Linked DNA regions of Homo sapiens: all the other regions are linked to region 3. Evidence: read pairs that join two places in POLR2A ChIA-PET (ENCODE). Cell type or tissue: MCF 10A. All regions are shown on one strand.

Evidence for each region. ChIA-PET counts read pairs that join two places held together with the same protein. Peaks named below come from ENCODE experiments on the same cell type or tissue, not always from the same donor. Only the 100,000 strongest peaks of a DNase experiment are listed, where the experiment ranks them.
Region 1: POLR2A ChIA-PET joins it to region 3 with 8 read pairs; 2 of 35 experiments call an interaction of 5 or more read pairs at or near these places.
Region 2: POLR2A ChIA-PET joins it to region 3 with 9 read pairs; 2 of 35 experiments call an interaction of 5 or more read pairs at or near these places.

What each region holds. Positions count from the first base shown.
Region 1 is chr4:184,907,196-184,915,195 of GRCh38, reverse strand. It overlaps the pseudogene TRPC6P7. Among named protein-coding and RNA genes, the nearest start is that of LINC01093, 12 kb to the right of the region's middle. In MCF 10A, no CTCF peak of the experiment used is centred here; a DNase peak (open chromatin) is centred at 3,685.
Region 2 is chr4:184,788,839-184,796,838 of GRCh38, reverse strand. The region is part of intron 2 of ACSL1 (acyl-CoA synthetase long chain family member 1); the gene reads left to right. Among named protein-coding and RNA genes, the nearest start is that of ACSL1, 33 kb to the left of the region's middle. In MCF 10A, no CTCF peak of the experiment used is centred here; a DNase peak (open chromatin) is centred at 3,588.
Region 3 is chr4:184,842,584-184,850,583 of GRCh38, reverse strand. MIR3945HG (MIR3945 host gene) reads left to right here. Exons shown (of 3, transcript NR_132989.1): 2 at 1-89; 3 at 5,659-7,288. LOC105377587 (a long non-coding RNA gene) reads right to left here. Exons shown (of 3, transcript XR_939564.4): 3 at 6,378-6,462. Among named protein-coding and RNA genes, the nearest start is that of MIR3945, 4.5 kb to the left of the region's middle. RefSeq lists an enhancer at 1-24 and a silencer at 1,093-1,162. In MCF 10A, no CTCF peak of the experiment used is centred here; a DNase peak (open chromatin) is centred at 4,923.

The sequences.
Region 1 (8,000 bases), 65 kb before region 3:
AGGGAATAAAAGCCGGCCACCAGAGCCAGCATTGGCAACCTGATTGAGTCCCCTTCCACGCTGTGGAAGCTTTGCTCTTTTGCTCTTCACAATAAATCTTGGTGCTGCTCGCTCTTTGGGTGTGCACTACCTTTATGAGCTGTAACACCCACTGCGGAGGTCTGCAGCTTCACTCATGAAGTCAGCGAGACCACAAACCCACCAGGAGGAAAAAACAACTCCAGATGTGCCACCTTTAAGAGCTGTAACACTCACTGCGAAGGTCTGTGGCTTCACTCCTGAAGTCAGCGAGACCATGAATCCACAAGGAGGAAGAAACTCCAGACACATCTGAACATCTGAAGGAACAAACTTCGGACACACCATCTTTAAGAACTGTAACACTCACTGCCAGGATCCACAGCTTCATTCTCAAGTCAGCGAGACCAAGAACCCACAAGAAGGAACCAATTCCAGACACACTAGTACCTGAATGATGAAATAATCTGTACAATAAACTCCTGTGATATTTTAAAAATATCTCTTGTAAAATTAAAATGCAGCTTTCTCTTACTGCAAACTTTCTCTGTCACTGCCTTGCTAAGCAGAAAATGAAATGCTATCCGTTTCAGACAAATTTTGATTTTAAAAGACAATAGTTTACATTGTTGAGTGCTTTACAATTTGCAAAGGACATTTCAAGCATATTATCTCTTGTAATCTTCACAAAATCCTCTGGCGGGTGGGAGACACTAAATTAACATTTCAATCTCTGTGTCTAAATGCCAGGAGAGCCCTATGATAAGAACATCCATTGCCCAGGGCTGGCTTCCTGGGCAGGGGACAATTGGGGGCCCACCTGGGAGGGGAGCTTGGTGCCTACACTCACTGGATCCTACCTCCCACCTCCCTGGGCTGGGTTCTTGGCTGTGCTCTCCTGTTCTCTGGGTATGAGGAGCATGCTGGGGTCTTCACTTGCCCACCCTATGATGAATCTATCTGTGCCTAAGGGAGTTTGTCACAAAATACCCAGACAGGTGGAGACAGTGAACATTGGAGGAGGAGAAAGCTTTTTTCCTGCTTTTTGAACAAGGGGCCCTGAATTTTTATATTGCACTGGGCTGGACAAAATATGTAGTCAGCTCTGAACTTAATAAATGCCATCTCATTTAACCACTTCACAATTAAAGCTATTTTATAGGCATCAGAGCATATAAAGCTCTAAAAAGTTAAATCATTTGCCAAAGTACACACACCTGATCACTGCTGGAACTAAAACTTGAACTCAAGTCTAAGTTCAAATGAACTTTTCACCTCACCTTACCTGCCAGGAAAAATATATGTTAAGAACATTGTGTAATAAGTGAATTTAATTTTAAACTTTTTAAAAATTTAATCTTTCATTTTATATTCAAGGAAAGAGATGATCCTTCTAACTTAAGAAAGCATTTGTATTTCTTAAGTGGATTCAAGTAGGCTGGTTTTATTTATATTATTATGCAGTTTTTTTAAATTAAAAAATAATTTGTTTAATATCTTTTAACCCATGTCAAAGATTCACCTGACTCAAAATAAACTGACTTACCAGATTGTTTGTCCAGTTTGCTTGGCACATATTCTATGTCTCTGCTTGTGCTTTCTGTCCAATTCTCAAGGCAGCTTTGTGTACTTATTGCAGGATAACATCTGAGCCAGCTCCCGGGTTGCTATACATAATACATAAATCTCAGCTACTGCTAATTCTGGCCAGGCATGGTAGCTCATCCCTATAATCCCAGCAGTTTGGGAGACTGAGGCAAGAGGATTGCTTAAGTCCAGGAGTTCAAGACCAGGCTGGGCAATACTATGAGAACTCTACAAAAAATTGAAAAATGAGCTGGGTGTAGTGACTTGTGGAGGCCGAGGTGGGAGGATCTCTTGAGCCTGGGAAGCAGAGGTTGCAGTGAGCTAGATTGTGCCACTGCACTCCAACCTGGGTGACCTAGTGAGATCTTGCCTCAAAAAAAAAAAATCCTTATGAATTGGCCTCTGTACTTAAGATTTTTAGAGAGAAACATGCTGAATCTGATATTCAGAGGTTGGTAGGTGTTGGGAAAAAGCTGAGTGTTGGGAGGGAAACTGAGGCAGGGCTTGCATAATGTCCTCCAGAGTGTGTCTAGACTAACTGGCTCCTTGCTTCTAGCCCTCCTAGGCTTCCAGATTGATTGCATTCCCATTATCTCAAGTAGCAGAACATGTTCCTTATAAATGCTAAACCATCACAGCTGTAGCTCATGTGCCTGCCCTTTTGACCTCCACATTGTCACCACCTGTTTCTTTGTTGGATTACCAATAAATAGCATGGGCTCCCAGAGTCAGGGATTTCGCAGCCTCCACACACTAGCGATGGCCCCCTGGTGCCACCTTTCTCTCTCAAACTGTCTTTTTTCTCAATCCTTTGACTCCCCCGGACTTTGTCACCCCCACGACCTGGTGTTGGGTCTGATCACCCCAACATTTCTGGCGCCCAATGTGGGGCAACAAAGATCCTGGTGAAGGAATACCAGAGCATGTGAAAGCAAAGGACGCCTCATCAAAGGACACCTGAGGATGTCGAAAAGAAGCTTGGCTGGAAAGCTGAGCACTCACAAGAACCAGGGTAACAAAGGGACAAAGTGAAAGCAGACATTCTGCTTGTTTAAATTTCCTAAGGCATTATTACAAAGAGGGGGAATGAAAGTTAGTGCTCAGAATTTATCACTCACTCTTTAGCGCAGTAAGGCAGTTTTGCTCATGGTTCCCAGAACAAGGGACTATGGAGCTGGATGAATGGGAGAGAATTGGCAGAGATTTTTAAAAAGTGTATAAAGATGGAGCAAAAATTCTAGTCTCAGTTTGGTCAATGTGGGCACTAACAGAAGCAGCTCTTGAGCCATTTCAAACGGATGATGAGGCAGATTCAGATGAAGAAGAGGAGGACGAGTGTAAAAACAAACTTCAGATTCTGAATGTGAGGAACAGGAAATGGAGGAAATTAAAGAAAACAAAGGGAATCTGAAAAAAGTATTTTTTAGTAGCCCGTGGGCTCCACCTGCTGAATTAAGTGAATGGCCACCTCCTCTCTCTCCCCTTAATGGGCAAGTAAATGAATTAGCTGCAAAACTTACCTTTCCTATAGTTGCAACATTAAAACCTGGAGCAATTGGTAGTATGAAGACCCAGTGGAATCTGAGGCTTGTTTATTTAGAGAGCATCTCAATAAACCGAGGCATATCTGGCACAGCCAGGGCCCTTACAAACGGCAACAATTGTTTCCCGCTGCAGCGGGCATTGCTGCTGTGAACCTTTGCAGCACAGTTCCCCGTTTCCCTGCTTCCTGGGGAGCCACCAGAGAGGGTCCCCACAGGAGCTGGGGAACTCTTGTCCTCAGGAAGTCGGTCTACTACTTGAAAGAGCTAGAGGTGTCACTCTGCATACGGGAATGATTGGTTCTGATTATACCAGAGAAATTCAATTAGTTATTAGTTCCTCAACTCTGTGGTCTGCTTCCCTAGGAGAAAGAATTGCTCAGTTGTTGACATAAAGCTGGGAAGCAGCTTGGTGAAAAGAACAGGAGGCTTTGGTAGTACTAATCCAACAGGAGAGGCTGTATGTTGGGTTAATCAAGTGTCTGACAAAAGACCTACATGTACAGTAGACCTGCTGTTGCATGCTTACAGATTGACACACAGGCCTGGTTGGCAGTAGTCCCGGAAAAAATAAATCACAGGCTGCTTTGCGTAGGGCAAGTAAAGTCATCTTGAAGCTTCAGTTTCATGGTTAACCTGCCTCTGCTAGAGAAAAACAGATTTAACGAGCACACAGGCATGATATGGGCTGAATGTGTTCATTGTGCTGTTTGTGGTCTTTATGATGGGAATGTTCAACCTCTTCTCCTACATTGGTGCAAGACAAAATGAAGCCTTCACAACAGAGTTTTAAGACACTGTTCTGGGCTATATGTGGACTTTCTGAAGTGAAATCAGTGGTTACAATGATAACCACAAATTCATTGAAAACATTGGTTATGTTCTTTATGGAGTCTATAATGTTACAATGGTCATTGTTTTGCTAAATATCTTAATTGCCATGATCAACAATTCATTCCAGGAAATTGAGGATGACGCTGATGTGGAGTGGAAATCTGCAAGGGCCAAACTCTGGTTTTCCTGCTTTGGGGAGGGGAGAGCACTTCCTGTTCCTTTCAATCTGGTACCAGGTCCAGGGTCCCTGTTTTGTCTCTTGCTGAAGCTTAAAGGGTAGATTTCTGAGCTCTACTCAGGGTCATAAAAAAGGTTTCCAGGAAAGATGTAGAGCTAAGTAAGTAGAACTAAGCAAGTAGAGATAAGGGAGATAAATATAGAGATAGAGATAGAGATAAATAGGTAGAGATAAGTAGAGACAGAGTTAAGTAGAGAGATGGAGATAAATAGAGAGATAGATGAAGACTAGCAATATAAGGTCAGTGCCCTAAAGAGGTACTGATCAGTGCCCTAAAGAAGTACAAAAGCAAAGACTAGCAATATAAGGTCAGTGCCCTAGAGAGGTACAAAACTAGAGACTAGCAAAGACTAGCAGAGATTTACAGGAACAGACAAGAACATTCTGAATTATGGAAATTAGCTATGGCTCAAAATCCAATCAAAATCTGAGAGGGCAAATATAAAAGGAATAGAGGGGATGGAGGTAAGGATAAAAATGCTCTTTCTTTTCTCTCCTACAGGACCTTTTGGTCCTTTAACTAAACTTAATCAAAGGGTGGATGCACTGGTGTCTGCAGTCTCTGCTGATGCACAAGCATTCCATTCTTTAACTCATCTTAATGCCGCAGGCCTTAGAAAAAGATATGGTCACAAACAAAGAGCTGGGAAAAAGGAAAGATAATTATATGGCAAAGAGGATTTGCTTGTGTATCTCCAGGTGACAATCAGGTGCCTGTGTGGGTGCCCACCAAACATCTGAAGATCTATCATGAGCCATAGCATCTAGTGGACCCACCTGTACAATGCTAATTGAAGTTTTGAAAAGCCTTGATTTGCTTTCCCTGTGCCTTCTGTTAGAAGGGGCCTATTTCTCATTATCAGTGGTCTCCCAGCTACAGCCACGAAAGTTTTTGCTTCTGTTTCAGTAGATTTACTAACGTGGGGGTGAGGTTATGCTTGTGTTTTTGCAGGAGATGAATGAACTGTGTGGATGCCCTCAAGATGTGTATGACCATGGAATGGGAGACTGGAGGGACCCATAGATCCCAACCTTGGACCGGGTCCCCCCAGTACAAGCCATGAGCCAGTTGAATCTGAATGCAAAGAAGGAATGAGGACCGACCAGAATCACGATGTTTAATAGACCAATGCTTTGTGACTCAGCTCCCCTCTACCCTGAATACAAGAGACCCTAATAGTTGGGCAGGAATATCATCACCCCTATTCAGCATGAAGAAGTTACAGAAGACGGACCTTCATCCTTCTGCAACCCCTAGGATTAAGGGTCCTCTTGTGAAAGGGAAAGGGGAGATATGTGGGAAGTATTCAAACCAGAGCGACTCCAGTTTCAATAAGAGCTAAGAAAAATAAAGCTGGATCACCAACTGGCAATTAAGGGCTGCACAGCCTGCAATCGTCTTGCTCAATTAAAAGAGGCCACCTTTTATGCTAGTAATAAGGATAGTAATAACGATACCTTCTCGTTTTCAAAAAAGAGAAATGGGGCATGTTGGGAAAAGGCTGAGTGTTGGGAAAAAGACTGAGGCAGGGCTTGCATGACTGACATAATGTCCTCTGAAATGTGTCTAGACTTGCTGGCTCCTTGCTGCTAGCCCTCCTAGGCTCGTATTCCCATTATCTCAAGTAGCAGAACATGTTCCTTATACATGCTAAACCATCACAGCTGTAGATCATGCACCTGCCCTTTTGACTTCCACGTTCTCACCACCTGTTTCTTTGTTGGATTACCAATAAATAGTATGGACTCCCACAGCTCGGGGACTTCGCAGCCTCCATACACTAGTGATGGCCCCCTGGTCCCACCTTTCTCTCTCAAACTGTCTTTTTCTCAATCCTTTGACTCTGCCGGACTTTGTCACCCCCACGACCTGGTGTTGGGTCTGATCACCCCAACAGGTAGGCCTATGAGAATCACAACTATCCTGTTCTTTGGAAGGTTTAAATTGTAAAAACAACTTTTGGGGGTTTTGTCTTGTTTTTTTCCTTAGAAAACTTTGCTAATACTTTCCTTAAGATGAACAGTCCTATAGATTTAAATAAAACTTGTAGAATGCACCAAAGATTACAAAGGACTTTAAAAGCAACCGTGTGAAGTCAGTGTTATGATTGCCATTTCACTGATGTGTGTTCACATCAATTTTCATTGTACATTCAGATGGACACACATTTCATTGATGTGTCTTCACATCAACTTTCTTTCTTTTTTTTTTGTTTGTTTTTTCTTTGAAAAAGAATTTCACTCTCGTTGCCCAGGCTGGAGTGCAATGACACGGTCTCAGCACACTGCAACCTCTGCCTCCTAGGTTCAAGCGTTTCTCCTGCCTCAGCCCCCTGAGTAGCTGGGATTACAGGCACACGCCACCACACCCGGCTAATTTTTGTATTTTTAGTAGAGATGGGGTTTCACCATGTTGGCCAGGCTGGTCTCAACCTCCTAACTTCAGGTGATCCACCCATCTCGGCTTCCCAAAGTGCTGGGATTACAGGCATGAGCCACTGCGCCCGGCCTTCCACATCAATTTTTATTGTGTGTTCAGATGAACACATATGTCATTGTGTGTTTGGATGAACTGTTGTGGAGTAAGGCCAGGCAGGACTCTATTCTTACCCCAGTGCCCTTATTACAGCAATACATCTTTTTCTAGAGGTACCACAACAGGCCAAGGGCTCAGGCTAACATGCTGGCTAGATGGCCTTCTTAGAAAAGGGCATCCCTTGACACTGCCAGTTGTTTGTTTTCTGGGACTCCTATTTCATTTAGGGATAATACCCAGAACATTGGTTGGACCACTCTATCACCTTTAAGAGACAGGAAGGGATAAGGATCCTAGTTGGTGTGGTTGAAGACATAGTCAAATTAAACAGTTCTCTTGGAGAGGTGGATCTCCAAGACTTCAGAGGACATAATGTCCTCTGAAGGTGTGAGGTAGTCTGGGCTCTCTTGAAAAGCACAGGGATGACAAGTACTTTTAGGGTGGGGCAGGAAGTGTGGGTTTACCATCCCTGTACACTCTGCCCATTGGTCTGTCTTCTGGGGTATCACTTAGTTTGGGAGGTAGAAATTAGCCTCTTCAACCTGAGCACTGCTAAAATTCTATGGGCTAATGTAAAAAGTTGGATCACACAGCACAGACAGAAATTGTGTTTCCACAGGAAAGATTAGGAACGTTTCACAGAGGACTGCTGGTTGCCTTAGTAACACGACAGCCCTCTAGGACAGAGCTCCAAATAGACAGGAAGTGAGGACACCAGGGCCAATGTCGGCAGAACAGGCATTCTTACCTAAAACACAAGAGTCCCGAGGCCGTGTTCGGGAAGTCTGTGCAACCCTTAGCATGAGAACAAATCACAGATCTGGTGTGATTTGCTTGAGTGAAAGAACACGCAGTCCATGTTTCCCATTACCCAGCTCCATTTGGATAAATCCAGAAGAAAACACACAGAATCACATCCTTCTTGTCCAGTTAACTTGCTGCCTCCCTGAAGAGTATGATTTACATAATCATGAGAGATGCTGTTTTTAACAAACACACCAGAACTTACCTATCCACAAGATGGCCACCTTTCACAGACATGGGCTGGGGTAGGGTGAAGGCACAGTTATTGCTGAAGATATAAATGTTGCTTTAAGGTAGTACTTTGGAAAATCTAGTATTTGATCACTAGACATACAAGACAATCTGATTAGTTTCTGAAATCACCCTTCAAGTTTGTTTGTTTTTAACTAAAAATTGAGCCCTAGATTGATGCACCTCTCCCTAGTGCCCAGCACATACTGGT
Region 2 (8,000 bases), 54 kb after region 3:
ATGACCTAATAAATACTGTTTCTACAGTCATTTGTAAATGTAAACCTAATTCTCATCTCTGGGAAGCTTTGGAACAGAAATCAGTTATCCGATGTGTATTTAACTAGAAGCCTGTGTGAGACTTCAGAAGAATCTCCTGATCCAATGCTCTGGTTACATCCCTATCCTTCATCCTTATGGAAATCTGGGATGTTTTTAGGCATTAACTTCCATTTATTACCATATGTGATTGCAGATTCCGGGTCAGTGTTCCCCATGGCCTGTTATTCCATGGTCTTGATAGCAACATAATTGTGCAAATGGTCAAATGAAGATGGGAGCAAAGATTTCCCCTTTTAATTCTACCCCTAGCAACTTTGCTGACGTTGTGCTCAGAGAATTCCTGAAAAGTATTCCAGCATTTGAGGACATTTGCGGCAAGCGATCCTGGCAGTTGGGGCAGTGGGGTGGTGTATTAGTCAGGGTTCTCTAGAGGGACAGAGCTAATAGGATGGATATATAGGAGTTTATTAAGGAGCATTAACTCACACCATCAAAAGGACCCAAAGTAGGCCATCTGCAAACTGAGGAGCAAGAAAGCCAGTCCGAGTCCCAACGCTGAAGGACTTGGAGTCTGATGTTCGAGGGCAGGAAGCATCCAGCACGGGAGAAAGATGTAGGCTGGGAGGCTAAGCCAGTCTAGTCTTTTCAAATTCCTCTGCCTGCTTTTAATTTTGGCCATGCTGGCAGCTGATTAGATTGTGCCCACCCAGATTAAGGGTGGGTCTGCCTTTCCCAGCCCACTGACTCAAATGTTAATCTCCTTTGGCAACACCCTCAACAGACACATCCAGGATCAATACTTCATATCCTTCGATCTAATCAAGTTGACACTCAGTATTAACCAGCATAGCTGGGATGGAGAGACTATGCTTAGAGGGGGTGTTTTTATTTAGAAATGTTATTCTGGCAGGGTGCAAACATCAGCATTTTCATGCCTTGAGGTAACTTCAGCACCTTTTCTAAAACTTAATGAGCTTCTTAATAACAAGTTATGAAAAACCTTGCTAAATTACATTTTCTTACAAATCTACATTACAGGAAACAATTGAGTTGCTTTCTAAGAGACTGTAAGACCTGTCTGCTGACTTAGGGACGCTTTTAGGTGGCTGAATTAGGTGGGAAAAGTGTTAGAGCTGGTAATGAGCAGTGGTGGTTGGGTGGGGTGGCCTGCAGGGTGAGAACTGAAGGCAGAGTTTCTGATCTTTATGCCAAGACCAGGCCACAGGAGTATTAAGTGCCTGGCTTAGGAATTTAAAGAAAGAAAGAGGTTGATTGTTATATTTAAAAAACTATTTCCGGGCTCTCTTTACCCAGGAAGAAAAAGCTAAAGGTCACTACAGATACGTAGGGAATATGATAAAGCAGGTCTGAAAACACAATTTGATTTTGTACAAATGATGTCGCTTCTCACAGGCTTCATTAAACAGAGAACGTGTTTGATGACAGAAACGCATAAAGGACGGAAATGCGTGCTGTAATATTTACTTATGTTTAAAAATAGCCAGATGGAACCAACTGGTGCCAAATGAAAAATGACCAGCGTAGGCTGTGTTTCTTGACAAAACACCTTCAGCACCCATTGTCCAAAAGCTGACCAAAGGTAGTAGATGGGAATGTGGCTCCCTTTGAACTAGGCAGAAGTGAAGCAGATGCCTTGTATATTCAAATGGTTGGCATGTAAATTTCTACGGGCAGTCCTATTTTCTGGAACAATGTGTATTTGTAGGAATTTGGACATTGTGACTTCAAATTTTCTTCCCTTTCATTGAGGCGGGTTTGTGGTCAGCTGATTTTTTTTCTGGTGATGAGATGTTTTGCGAAGTACCGTGTCAGCCTCCTACCCCTACCCCCGTCCCTCTTCAGCAAATCCTCTGGGATAGTGGGGAGCCGGGAAGTTGGAAACTGGAGATGGACTAGGAATGAAAAGAAAAAAGGTTCTGAGGGTTAGGAGCAAGTGTTGAAAAATCAGAAAACCCAGCCAGGCACAGGTGACCTGGACCCCGCCTCCTCAAGGATGAAGGATGTCTCCACACACAGACGAAGGAGGTGTGGGCATGTTTGGGACCTGCCTGTGAACCGCCAAGCAAACCTTGACGTACCTGGATGTCTCATTGAGCTAGGTTCGAAGCTCTGCTCCACTATGTGGTGGACATGGGACTGAGAAGGGAAGCAGCCCCCCCAAGTCTGAGCTTCCTCATCTGGAGAGGGGCTGGCCTTTAGCAGGCTCCATACACATTCACTCACCTCCCATCTTTCCTGCATGCCAGTGTCAGGATAGTTCTGCCCTTCTGTGCTCAGCTGGGAGGAAAGGATCTTGGGAAGTCAGCTAGTTCAGTAGTGAGTACGAATAGTGAGCGTGAGGCCTCATTGTTACCTTGTGACATTTACAGTTCACTGTATTGGGGGGAATCTGGGAATTTTAAAAATATCTGTCCATTGTCATTTAGAAATTATTGTGGAGGGGGAGTTGCCCAGGGGCTGGCCTTTAAAAGACCTAGTGTAATATATCAAAGATGTAGTCTGCTAGATATGAGAATTGATGGCCAGAGTTCCTCTCTGAAAGGTCACTGGATGGAAAAGTAGTTTTGTGTCTTTACAAAAAGAAGCACATGATGGAGTTCTGAGCAGGCTAAGATGCGTGTAAAATGTAAATGCTGAGAAGGACGCGGTTGGCGCTCTGTATCCGTGGATTAAAAATATTCCATGGAAATAAATGGATGGTATTGTCTATTGAACATTGCCAGACATTTTTTCCTTGTCATTATTCCCTGAACAATACGGTATAACAGCTACTTATTTACATCATATTAGGTATTGTGAGTAATATAGAGACCATTTAGAGTATACAGAAAGATGTGCATAGGTTATATGCAAATACTATGCCATTTTATATCAGGGACTTGAGCATCTGGATTTGGGTATCCTGAAGGGGAACAGCTGTATAGACCACATGTTAGGTATTAGAAGGAACAAAAAGGAATCATTTTTACCCCCGGACTGTGGTTCTACATGCTCCTTTGCACCCTAGAGATGGATCCCGCATTAGAACCCAGCCACGTCTTTGGCAGTCTCTTTAGAAGTTACTTGGCTCTGCCTCTCCCCCTTCTACTCCTTGCCCTCCTCTCTCTCACTCTCCCTTCTCACTTTCGCCCTGCGTCCACCTCCCTATCCCTCTCCTGCATAAACAGTAGCAACACAAGGGGCATTTAACTGCTATGGCTGGCAGATGCCCATTTGGAGATGGAGATGAATGAGTCTATGAGTGGTAAAGCTTGGGCTTCTCTACCCCTAAGAAATCCTCAACGGCATCATTTGCTTTTGCACTTAAATAGGAGAGTGGCACAAAATAACTGGCCATCGCGTTCCTGTTAGTCAAATATTGGTGAGAGTTCTGGCCTCGGAAACCTTTGATATGCAGATGTTCACGGTTTTCCTGCCCTTCCTGCCCCCAAGGGGGACTTGAACTTGTTTCCTAATTCAGCCCTTGTGGGGAGACTGACCTCAGGAGGAACCTGAGCTTGTAGAGATGTTGCGGAATATACTCATGACCACCGATTTCACTGTAGTGGGTTTGACTCACTATCTTTTTTTTTTTTTTTTTTAACTGGGAACACTATGTAACCACATTAAAGAGGTCTATAGCAGGAGGAATAAAAGACTCCTAAAGCCTGCTGACTCACTGGCTCATGACTGATTTCCTACACATTCAGCTGGGGTTGTCTGCTTTGCTTGCCCTGTTTCTTGAGCCCAAGCGACCCACACACACTGCCTGCTGATCAGTAGGTTATGTCAGAAGGCCGTAAGGGCCAAATTTAAGCTATTTTTCATTTAAATAGGCGTCCCTAGAAATAGCTACGTGGACTTACCTAATATAGTATTTAAGTCCCCAGCTTTTGAAGTGATTCTGTCTTGTAAAACCTACAAGCATTTCAGACTCCAATTGTTACAGCTTTGCTTCCCAGCACTCAGCTTGCAACCCCTTGCTTGTGTAGATATAACTAAGGTTGCTAACACCCTTTTTTAAATATAGCATTTCTGTTCAAAAAATAGCAACACTGGGCCAGGCGCAGTGGCTCACACCTGTCATCCCAATACTTTGGGAGGCCTAGGCGGAAGGATCCCTTGAGCCCAGGAGTTTGAGACCAGCCTGGGCAACATAGTGAGACCTTGCCTCTACAAATAATAAACAGATTAGCCAAGCAAGGTGGCACGTGTCTGTGGTTTCAGCTACTCAGGAGGCTAAGTGCGAGGATTGCTTGAGCTCAGTCAGACGGTTGAGACGGCAGTGAGCTCTGATAATGCCACTGAACTCTAGCCTGGGCGACAGAGCCTGCCCCTGTTTCGGGAAAAAAAAATAATTCATTATTAGAATGTGTGGTCTTTTCATAGAGCCACAGATTTTGAAGCACAGATCCTAATGTTTTGTGCCCTTCCCCTTCTTATTCAACCCCCTTTCTTGAAATTACAGTTATGTCTGACAACTGAGTGACAGTGTGACCTTTTATCCCGTATCATCGAGCCTTCAATTAGTGTCTCCTTTTGACAGATGTCTCATTTACTGCTTCATTTTCAAGCTTTTCTCATTATTCTAATTGCTAATTAGGGTAATAATAAATATCTTGCCCCAGGTTACATGTCAAGATGTTGCTTTATTGGGGATATCATTCACTTCTTTAACTTTGATTTAGCTTGTTTGCCTCCATGTTTCTCGGATTCCAGAAGATTATACACCACCAAAAACTTAAACCTAACTAAAAAATTATTTAGCTAAAAGTTTGTTATAAAATGGTCCTCCAGAGCAGTGGTTCTCAAAATAAAATTTGGGACATTGACCAAGGTGGTTGACCTGTCTTGAAGGGATATGGTCTCTGTATGTCCAAAGCTAAACTTCATCTCTTTTCTGAAGCCTACCCCCAGTACCCAGTCTTCTATTTGATTAAAGGGGACAGTTTTTCTTCTCAGCCCTCCTTCTTTCTGCTTACACCCCATTACCTGTTAAATCCTGTTCCTGAGTGCTGCAGCACGCCCAGTGCCTTGGTCCTTCCCGGCTCCCAACTCCCACTGCCCTATCCAGGTCTGTAGGAGTTGGTTTCTCCCCAGTCTCTTCCCTCCCTCCTGTTCCACACACTGCTTACGCTTCTTGTAGATTTCTTTCTAACCCATTAGCCCATCCTCACCACTTCCCTGCTGAAAACTTCCCTGCTGGAAACCTGCTGTCCCTAGGAAGGTGCTTCTCAAACTTTAGCATCCCCTGGAGGGCTTCTTAAAGCACAGATTGCTGGATCGCATCCCCAGAGTTTCGGATTCAGCAGGTCTGGTGTGATTTGCTTTCCTAACCAGTGCCAGGTGTTCCGCAGAGCACACTTTGAGAAGCTTGGCTCTAGAATGAGCCTGTGCACCTGAGATTTCAGGCTTGCTTCTGTCTGTTCATCCTGACTCTCCCTGCACTCTTCTGCTCAGCCAGGGTTCCCTGGAGTCCCTGTGGTCACTTAGAGACAAGACGTGGGCTCCTTCAGAACAAGCTTGTGTCTTGTTCACCTTATCCCCATCTGCCCATTCACAGCTAGGGGAACTCCTCTGCAGAGTGCAGAAAGTGGTGTTGCTTTTGAAGAGAGAGCACTGAAAAAGACCATGAATGCATTTCTGTTGTGTCAAGAGGTATAGAAGGCACCTTTGTAAGCAGAGCATCGTGAGGACCTCCCTGTGGGCGGCCAGGCCACCTGCATGTCTAGGCCATGCTGAGACAACCACACTTCACCATCATACTTGGTACTTTTCTTATCTCTTTTCACACCCACTCATTCTTCCTGTTTTCTCTCATTTTGTCCTTTCCCCCTTTCTCTTCCTACCTTAGCCTTGGTGCCTTCGGTGTGTTTGGTGGCTTCATGGGTTGAAAAGGCTTCTGATATTCACTACAAAGCCACAAAATTGCTTCTGAATTTCAGGCTATTTGTTGGAGTCAAGACTGAGGTGATGGAGGACTTGTACTGTAGTTAGAGCATGTTATCGGGTGCACAAGTAATATTCTACACAATCATATTTTACAGGAAAGTTCCTCTTTAACAAAAAATAACCCTGGAAGTGGACTCATGATGTCTCCATTTTACAGAAAAGAAAACAGACTCAGCGATTAAGTAACAATAATGCGTGACACTAAGCAAAGATATTCTCCCATTCTTATGCACACAGAGAATAACGTTTTTGCTTCATAAAGTAGTGTGCTGTAGTTAGTAAGCATGTTTGGAATCACAGCCATAGGTGTTAGAAAGTTTCTGCCGAGAGAGAAGACATTGTGATGATTAAAAGATATGGTTAGGTCATATTTACTCCAGAAAACTATTAGCAGTTTGGGATCAAGAGTGAAATACACACATGTAGCACACAGTAGATATTGACAGAATGTCTATAAATGTATAAGCATAAAAAAAAGACTGGGAGGAATTTACCAAACTACTAATAGTCATCATTTTTCCTTGATATACTTCTGTATCACTTAAATGTTTTTAAACAGTATATACATTATAACTTAAGGGTGGACAAAAAGCAAAAGAGCTTGTAGGAAGAGAAATGGATAATCCTAATAAAAATAGAAGAGTCCATGGAAACAGATCAGGCAGTCATCCCCTTCTAAAGGGTCTCCCTGTGAGTTCATCCCCTGGCACCCATCCACTTCCTCCTCAGCGCGGCCCTCCTCAGCCTGCCGCCCTACTCTGAGACCTAGCTTTTCCACACTTCTTTTTGGTGTCTCCTGTTTTGTTTCATCACACCTTAAGCCAGAAACGATCTCTTCCACTTTTGGACAGCTCTCTCCTCTTGGTACCAGAGGTTATCATATCACAGTCTAATTTCTCCAAGGGTTTCCAGACTGTTGTAAAAGTGAAGGCCCCTCTCTGAAATTAAAAAAAAAAAAAAAGGTAGGCTCTAACGTCATAGTCACTGAGCTTTTATTTATCAGTCTCTAAAGACTGCTTTTTGGCTTTCTGTGGATGTCTGGATGCCTTACAGTGTCCTTTGGCCCCAGAGGACTCAGCAGCTCACATTGGAGACCTGCTACCTGTAAAGACTACTGCTGCTACTGTGGGAGGCTAGGCCCTGCCGCCTTATCCATCATTAGGAGTTCTTGCACATAGCAAATATACTCAGGAAGCTAACAGATGAAGACGACTTAGAGAAAGGTGCACAGCGATGTCAAATCTGCACACCTATAAATGTTGCACCTAAAACTAATAAAGACCTGTGTCTGCACATGCATATGTTTTGTAGCTGATGATTTTAACTGTTAGAGATGCTATGCAAGAAAGTGAAGTTTCTAACAGATGATATTGCGCTTGGTGAGGAGATAAAATAGTGGAAATAGTCTCAAAAAGAATATAGGTAACATTTTAGAAGTATAACCAAATGGGGTTTCATTTCCACCAGAGCTGAACAGGATCAGTCCTCTGTGCTGTGGATGGCAGTGGCTTGAGAACTGTCAATGTGTGTAGTGGTGGCAGTTTGTGGCTCTTCTCTTGCTCTCTTTGGCCTTATCCGGCAGGACCAGCACTTGTAGGTCTGTAAACCTGTTTTCTCTCTTCAGGCATCTTTCTGACTTAGCCGTGGTTCCCCGAAGCCTGTGTTTACCTCCAGGCGAATGATTGGTTTACATCAGCACATCTTGCACTGCAGTCTTTCAGCACTCACTCACTGGGCAGCTGTTCCGCAGGTGGCCGCCTAGAGGGGTGCGGATACCACAGGGGCATATTAGACTTTATATTTAATTTTTAAGCATTTTATTTTTTAATGGACAAATACAAATTATGTGTATTTATGGTGTATAATAGGAACGAGTTCAGGACATCTATTTTTAATAAAAATGGTGACCATGTTCACTATTAGTTGGTGACTGTAGTTAATAACAATGTACCATATACCTGAAATTACTAAGAGAATAGATTTTAAGTGTTCTCACTACAGATAAG
Region 3 (8,000 bases):
GCCACCTCTCAGTCACAAGACGGCTGCTGCGACTCAGGCTCATGTCCCAATTCAAGGCAGCAAGAAGGCCATGGAGCGGCACCTGCCAGGTATGTCCCTTTCCCAGGCATCCCCAGCAGATTTCTCACTGTCTGAAACTGCATCCCACGGCGTTCTTAGGTGCGAGGCTGGTCTGGAGAGTCAATGCTTGGGTTTTCCAATACCTGCATGGGACATGGGCAAGATGGAAGGGAGTTGGGTTTAGGAAACCAGTAGTGCCAGCCCTTTACTCGTATCATATCTGATCCCCACAGCAACCCTGAGGAGTAGCTATTTATCATCCTTATTGAGCAAATGAAGAAAATCAGAACCAGCAACATCAAGAAAAAATGAGGAAAGACATACATTAGTAAATAATAAAGCCAGGGTTCCAATTCAGATCAGGTTGAATCCAAAATTCCTCTCCCTGCCATTATAACGCATCACAGTGTTCAGGTCATGTGGGTCTGGGAAGGATGAATCATATTCAACTATCCCACCACGTTTTTGGCCATTTTTTAAAAACTAAAGTATAACACACATCTTGTTATGTTAACACTGACATCTTGAGAATATTAAATCTTCCAATCCATGAACATAGACTGTTTTTACATTTATTTGGTTTCTTCTTTGATTTATTTCAACAAAGCTTTGTAGTTTTCACAGTATAAGTTTTGTACATCTTTGTTAAATTTACTTCTAAGTATTTTAGAATTTTTATCTTAAGTGAAATTACTTTCTTAATTTCATTTTTGGTTTGCTCATTGCTACTGTATACAATACAATTAATATTTGTACATTGCTCTTAATCCTGTAACCTTGCCGGACCTTATTCATTTTAAGTTTGTTCTTTGAATATGTGAAACATTAAAAAGATTTTAAAAGCCAGAACTATACACAAAGGTATTGTCCTTGTAATTTTATATCTGATTGGAAGAATTCTCCACAGACTAGCTTCTGGCGATGTACTTTTCAAACCTTGTTTTTCTCCACTACCCATATATTTTCATGCGAATTCTGGGTACTAGGAGATACAGTCATACCACAGTATGACCTCTGGTCCTGGACTTTAGTGTCACAATGCTGTTTGAGTTAGTCAGTAAGCCATAGGAGTATTCCTGGAAGTCATTTCTACACTGGGGTGCCCAGTAATAACTTAACCATGTGTTGAAGTTACTGAAAACCACATCATTATAACCTACTCCACCAAAACTAAATATAGCTATAACTCAATTTCCCCTTAGCTGGGTCTCCAAAATGCCCAGTAACACCTGACGCAAGGGGATGTGATGGAAGGGAGGCTGAAGTGAAGGTACAGCAGACTTAACTAGTTGTAGTAAAGATACTTTACCTCTGAACATTTACGAAACATATGACCATGTGAACACAATTCTGGGTCCCCTCTGGGGCCTCGGAAGAAGGTGTCAGTGCTAGTGAGGGGCTCTAAAAGTGAAAACTTCATTAAATTCATTGCAAATCCACCTTTCTACTCCAATTCTCAGTTGTGTTCCTTTATTTGCAAAATACAAATAATATTTGCTTTGCCTATTTGAAAGGTTATTGTGATATATAATGAAATTTGTGTTTTTTTTAAATTTATATTATTATTTAATGCCTGATTAGAGTTTTTGTGTATTTCATGCGTTAAGAGTTTTACATGTATTTTCCAAAATTGGCTACAATAATACCTCCCTTCCCACATTCTCTTCTTATGGTGACTCTGACACTCCTCCACTGAGAGGACACTTTGCTCCCTCTCTTTGAATTTGGATGTCGTCTTGTGACCGCAGCAGAAGTGATACTATGACTCCAAGAGCTACGTCATAAGTGGCAATACAGCTTTCACTTGGCTCTCTTGAAATCAAACTGCTGTGAGGAAATTCAAGCCATAGAGAAGCCCACAAAAGGAACAGACAGCTCCCTCCAACTTCCCAGCCATGTGAGGGAGCCACTTTGAAAGTGGTCTCTCCAGGTCCCATTAAGCTGACAGGGTGGAACACAGACAAGCTGTAGATCCATGAGCAAAAGAAATGACTATTGTTGTTTTAAGCCTTTAGATTTTGGACTGGTGTATTATGCAGCAACTGATAACTGATACACCATCCCAGCTTTCCAGTGAAATCCCTCTCCACTCACGCCAAAATGAGCTTCCCCCTGTTCTGCAGTACACTTTGCAATTCCCCACCACTATGGCTTTCTCATGCCATCTCTTCCAGAATGTTTTCTGCCTACTGAAATACGACTTATCCTTAAAGTCCTCTCTCAAATGCTGCTTCCTCTCTAAAGCTTCTCTCACTGCCCCCGCCGGCTTTCCTATCTCCCTCTTCTGAAATCCTGGAGACCTTTGATTCTATCTTTTATACAGTACTTATTGCCAGGATTGAGATTTAGGATATTTATCAACTGACCCCTTCCTGGATTATCAGCCCTGGGAGCACTCTCTGCCTTGTGGCAAAGTTGGTTCCACACCTTTTCAGCTCCTCTTCTAGCCTAGAAGCACCTTAAGGGCAGGGTGCCTCATATATTTTTCCTCCATGCAAAACATAGGTTTTTGCACATAGTAAACTTCACACATCATCATCATTATTACTATTACTATTTTTGAGTCAAAGTCTCACTCTTGTCCCCCAGGCTGGAGTGCAATGACGCAATCTCTGCTCACTGCAACCTCCGCCTCCTGGGTTCAAGTGATTCTCCTGCCTCAGCCTCCCGAGTAGCTGGGACTACAGGCACATGCCACCACACCCAGCTAATTTTTGTATTTTTAGTAGAGACGGAGTTTCTTCATGTTGGCCAGGCTGGTCTCGAACTCCTGACCTCAGGTGATCCACCCATCTCGGCCTCCCAAAGTGCTGGGATTACAGGTGTGAGCTACCGCGCCCAGCCCATACATTATTTTATAAATAATTTGTTGGGACTTAAAGACGGAGAGATAATACTTAGGGGAGAAAGAAGATTAAACCTTTAAAATTATAAATTACTGAGAAATAAGATCATTTTTCTTAAACTGGGATTCTGAAGTCACAGTGTTTTTGATCTGGCAGCTTAGAGATCATTTAATTGGGTCTCACAATTTTTTTTTTTTTTTTGAGACGGAGTTTTGCTCTTGTTGCCCAGGCTGGAATGCAGTAGCGGGATCTCAGCTCACTGCAACCTCTGCCTCCCAGGTTCAAGCCATTTTTCTGCCTCAGCCTCCCGAGTAGCTAGGATTATGGGCATGGGCCACCATGCCCAGCTGATTTTTATATTTTTAGTAGAGACAGGGTTTCATCATGTTGGCCAGGCTGGTCTCAAACTCCTGACCTCGTGATCCTCTCTCCTCGGACTCCCAAAGTGCTGGGATTACAGGTGCGAGCCACCACGCCCGGTGATTCTTACATGTTTGTGTGCAAAACAATGCCTTGAGGAAGATGCGGGAGGGGCACACAGGTTCTGGAGTCCCCTTCCAGACATTCTGAACAGGCAGATCTGGGTGGGCTCATGCAGTCGCCTCCTTAACAAGCTGCCCACGTGGTGCTGATGTGGGTAGTCTGAGGCCCACGGTGTCAGAAGCCCTGGTTATTCAGGCTCCTGAATGGTGACTGGTTTGTCCCCTCCTGCTGGAGTCATGTGTCCTCTGAACTGGCCATGGAGCAGAAGAGGTTGCATGGCCAGAAGGAAAGGAAAACTGGTGAGGAGAGCCACAGCTTTGGGGCTGGATTTGAAGGAGAAATCACTGCTTTCATCCTTGGGTGGTGGTAAAAGCACCTCTTCCTTCGGGGCTGTCCTCAGGTGGGGTGATCTGCTTCTTCACAGCTGGTCATTGTTAATGGTGTGAATCACTCAATTCTGGTTAGGCCTCCACCCTTGGCTACCTGGTTCCCACTAATCCCACGTCTAATTTCATTTGCTCCCAGCCCCAGGGCCATGCTGAGATTCTAACACTAGATCATCTACTGCCACCCGTTTTTCCTGCATAAAATTTACCTTGCTCTGTAACCTTCATCTATTTAGAAATAAACCCATGAAGTCTTTCTGGTTTATTTTTCCAGCTCCTGTCTCCCCATCCCCTAGAATCGTTGACAAAATGAGTGACACTGCCCTGGGATCTGGGTCTCTGGTTGAGGCCTTGGAGCTACTGCCTCTGCCTGTGAACTCACCCATCATCGCTAACAGGTTGCTCCACAGCCTACAGATCTCAATATTTCGCTAGCACAAAACCCAAGCGGCCAGGCACGGTGGCTCACGCCTGTAATCCCAGCACTTTGGGAGGCCGAGGCGGGTGGATCACTTGAGGTCAGGAGTTCGAGACCAGCCTGACCAACATGGAGAAACCCCGTCTCTACTAAAAATACAAAATTAGCCGGGCGTGGTGACACGTGCCCGTAATCCCAGCTACTTGGGAGGCTGAGGCAGGAGAATTGCTTGAACACCGGGGGTGGAGGTTGTGGTGAGCCGAGATTGCACCACTGCACTCCAGTCTGGGAGACAGAGAGAGACCCCATCTCAAAAGAAAAAAAAAAAAAAAGACCAAGGGACTTCCGGGAACTAAAACATCTCAGCCCTTTCATCGCCAGTGTCTTCATCTTACAAGCAGAAAAGGAAAAAAAGCAGTGGGAAGCAGTAAGAAGCTACCGCTGACTCACTATGAATTACTGCTGACTTTGAATTATTTAGCAGCTGTGGAAAAGCCATCTTTTGTTTAAAAAAAAAATAGGGTTTTCTGAAATGCTTTTTATTTTTTTATTTGTATAAATACCTGCCCAGAACAGTCAAGTCAACTGACATCTGCTAAATGACTGAGACACTGTGGAATTTGTATACTGGCATGGTGTGCAGTTTCGTGCAAGTATAACCACAGAGACAGACAAATCTCTATCATTGCCACAGACTGCTTATAGCAAAATTCCAGAGCTCCTGTCATTGGTCTTTAATAGTTGTGCTTTGTTGCTTTTGTTACCACGTGTGCATTTGTGTCAACATTATACAAAGCACTCTTTCTCACAAGAGCTAGTTTCACTCTACAACCATACTGTAAGACAGGTATTGTTTTAAGATCAAGAAACCAAGGCTCTGAGAGGTTTAGTGACTCACCTAAGATCATGAACTAATAATAAGTGACGGATCAGGGACTTGACCTGGGACATTGATGCCAATTCCAGGGCACCTTCCACCGTGTCATATGGCACTTGCTCTACATATGTGCCAGGCAGCACCCGCATGGCTTTTCCTCATGAAACAACGTGGACCCAGGCCTACACAGCAGTTGTGAGAAAGTGCCTCCAGCTGGGAGCGCATCTGGCCCAGGGCACCAGCTGCCACTCCATGCTCTGAATCCATCCTGGCCTGTGCTGAGACCCCCCCTTTCCATGGGCTGCTCCCCACCCGTGATGGGGCATGGCAGGGGCACTAGGCAGCCCCCTTCCTGAGAGACATGGGGCTCCTCTGCCTAGAATGTTGTCTCAGCACTTCTCTTCTGCCTTGCTGAACTTTCCCTAGAGCCAAGGAGGCCTCCATACAACCTTTCCTCTCCTTCATTTGGAGTCAGACTTGCACTGCAGTCTAATGGTCATCCCACTTTTTTCCAGCTCCCTGATAAAATCTATGGCTTCTGCTTCTTGGAGGACCCAGATTATCACAGCTTATCTCATTCCTTTGCAGCAGATGCCCCTGCAGGCCATCTCTCCAGGCTCAGGAACCTAAAGAAGAATCTACCCAGATGTGGTGGCTCACACCTGTGATCCCACCACTTTGGGAGGCTGAGGCAAGAGGATCACTTGAGCCCAGGAGTTGGAGACCAACGTAGGCAATACAGCAAGACTCCCATCTCTACAAAAAAAAAAAAGAAAGAAAGAAAGAAAGAAAAGAAATTAGCTGGCTGTGGTGCTGCACATTTGTAATACCAGCTACTCTAGAGGCTGAGGCTGGAGGATCACTTGAGCCGAGGAGTGAGCTATGACCACACCATTGCATTTCAGCCTCAGTGACAGAGCAAGGCCCTGCCTCAAAAAAAAAAAAAAAAAAAGAAAAGAATAAGATAAAATAAATAATACAGGAGAACCTAGTGCTCAGGTTCTCTAGTGAAGAGGAAGGCAAAAGATAGAAAGGTCAGACAAACTTAAACATGCATTCCAAGATCGGCCTGGGTCCGCCCGTAGACATGAAGGAATCTTCTGGTGGAAAGTTAGGCAGGGAAACGGACACTGCTATGAGCATGTCTTCCTGGGCAGCTTGCGATGGTCAGGAGGAGGTGGTTGTTCCTCAGCAGCGGTGCTTCCGATGAAGCCCCATGTTGTAGTGGAAGACAAGCCATTCCTGTCTGACCTTCTGTGCCGCGCCTAGGCTTCCAAAAGCTGCTATCGCCAAGATCCATTTCCGTTCACCTTTAAACTGCTTGTTATGGGGAGGAGTCAGCCAGCCATGATGCATACTTGTTACAGAAAGAAACGCCCACGTTGAGCTCTCCTGATAAGAAGAGAGAGCATTCGTCATTGTCTGTATCTGTCATCTGAAGAAGGAACCAATGTCAAAAATCCCACACATTCTCCTCCCGCAAGTCACAGAGTAAGCCTCCCATTCTTGAGCTCGTTCATTCACCAAACACATTCTGATCTCTCCTGTGCCCAGGCGGTGGGATTCAGAGAAGAAGTGCTGCCTAGTAGTCAGCACCCAGTGCCAGGAAAACAGGACAAGGGGAGTTGTCGGGGGAGACACCAGGATTGAAGTTGCTTTTACTAAAAAACATTTTTTTTATCTTGTTAACAAATATATTTACCATGGTACATGGTGGCAATGCTCTCAGTTTTAAAACACAGCAATTATCTTCCAGTGGTCACTAATTAATCCAGGTGTGGCTAGGAACAGCTGGATACTGATCTGTGTGATGATGGCACCTCTATCATCAGGCTGCCATTGCTGGCACTTTGGGCAAGGTGGACTGGGGTTCTGCTCTGGGGCTGTGTGCCCAAGGTTTACACCTCACTATTTTACAGCACACTGGAGCTCCCAACAGTCCCCGAAGGTCTGGAGATCACCAATGGGCAGGAGAGAAGGGAGGGGTTTAGACATCAGGGAGCCAAGTTCTACAGCATCTTCTAGATCCAGGCTATCGAGCACTTGAAATGCGGCTAAGTCTGAATTGAGATGTGCTGTGTGTAAGAGACACAACAGATTTTGAAGACAGTATGAGAAAAAGAACATAAAATATCTCAGTAATTTTATATTGATTACATGTTGAAATGATACTAATTTTTGATATACTGGGTTAAATAAAATAGATTATTAAAATTAACTTCATCTCTTTCTTTTGACCTTTTCAACATGGCCATTAGAAAATTCAGCTTACGTAGTAGGCTCACTTTCTACTGCACAGCCCTGGATGTCAAACTCAATGAGAGCGGTGTCTGTACCTGTATCTGCTCATCCAGTCCATAAAAGTCAGCACAGTACCTAGCACTGAAAGTACTCCATAAATATTTGAGGGATGGACAAAAGTACAAGTGAACAAATAGCATCTGCTCCTCATTTCTGGTAAGTCAAGGAGCAGTTCTACCCTCTCCTTATCTTAAACTAATGCCTGAGAAGGAGGTGGGAGATTTACAAAAATCCATCTCCCAAATTTGAATCTTCAGCCCTGAACTCCCCTGAGATGTATATCTGACTGCCTACTTGCAAACTCCACTTAGATGAGTAATAGACATCTCAAACTTCACATCTCCAAAGCAGAATTTTTTATTTTCCCCGCAAACTGGCTCCTACCTAAGTCTTTTTCATCTTAATAGATGGCGCCATGATCCATCTGTTTTTTTTCAGGGCAAATACCTAGAAGTCATTCTTGAGTCCTCTAGTTTCCTACTCTTCTTCCCCCATGATCACCACCACCCAATCCCATCCATTCAAGAAACAGTCCTATTGCTCATGCCTGTAATCCCAGCACTTTGGGAGGCCGAGGCAGGTGGATCGCTTGAGATCAGGAGTTCGAGACCAGCCTGGTCAACATGGTG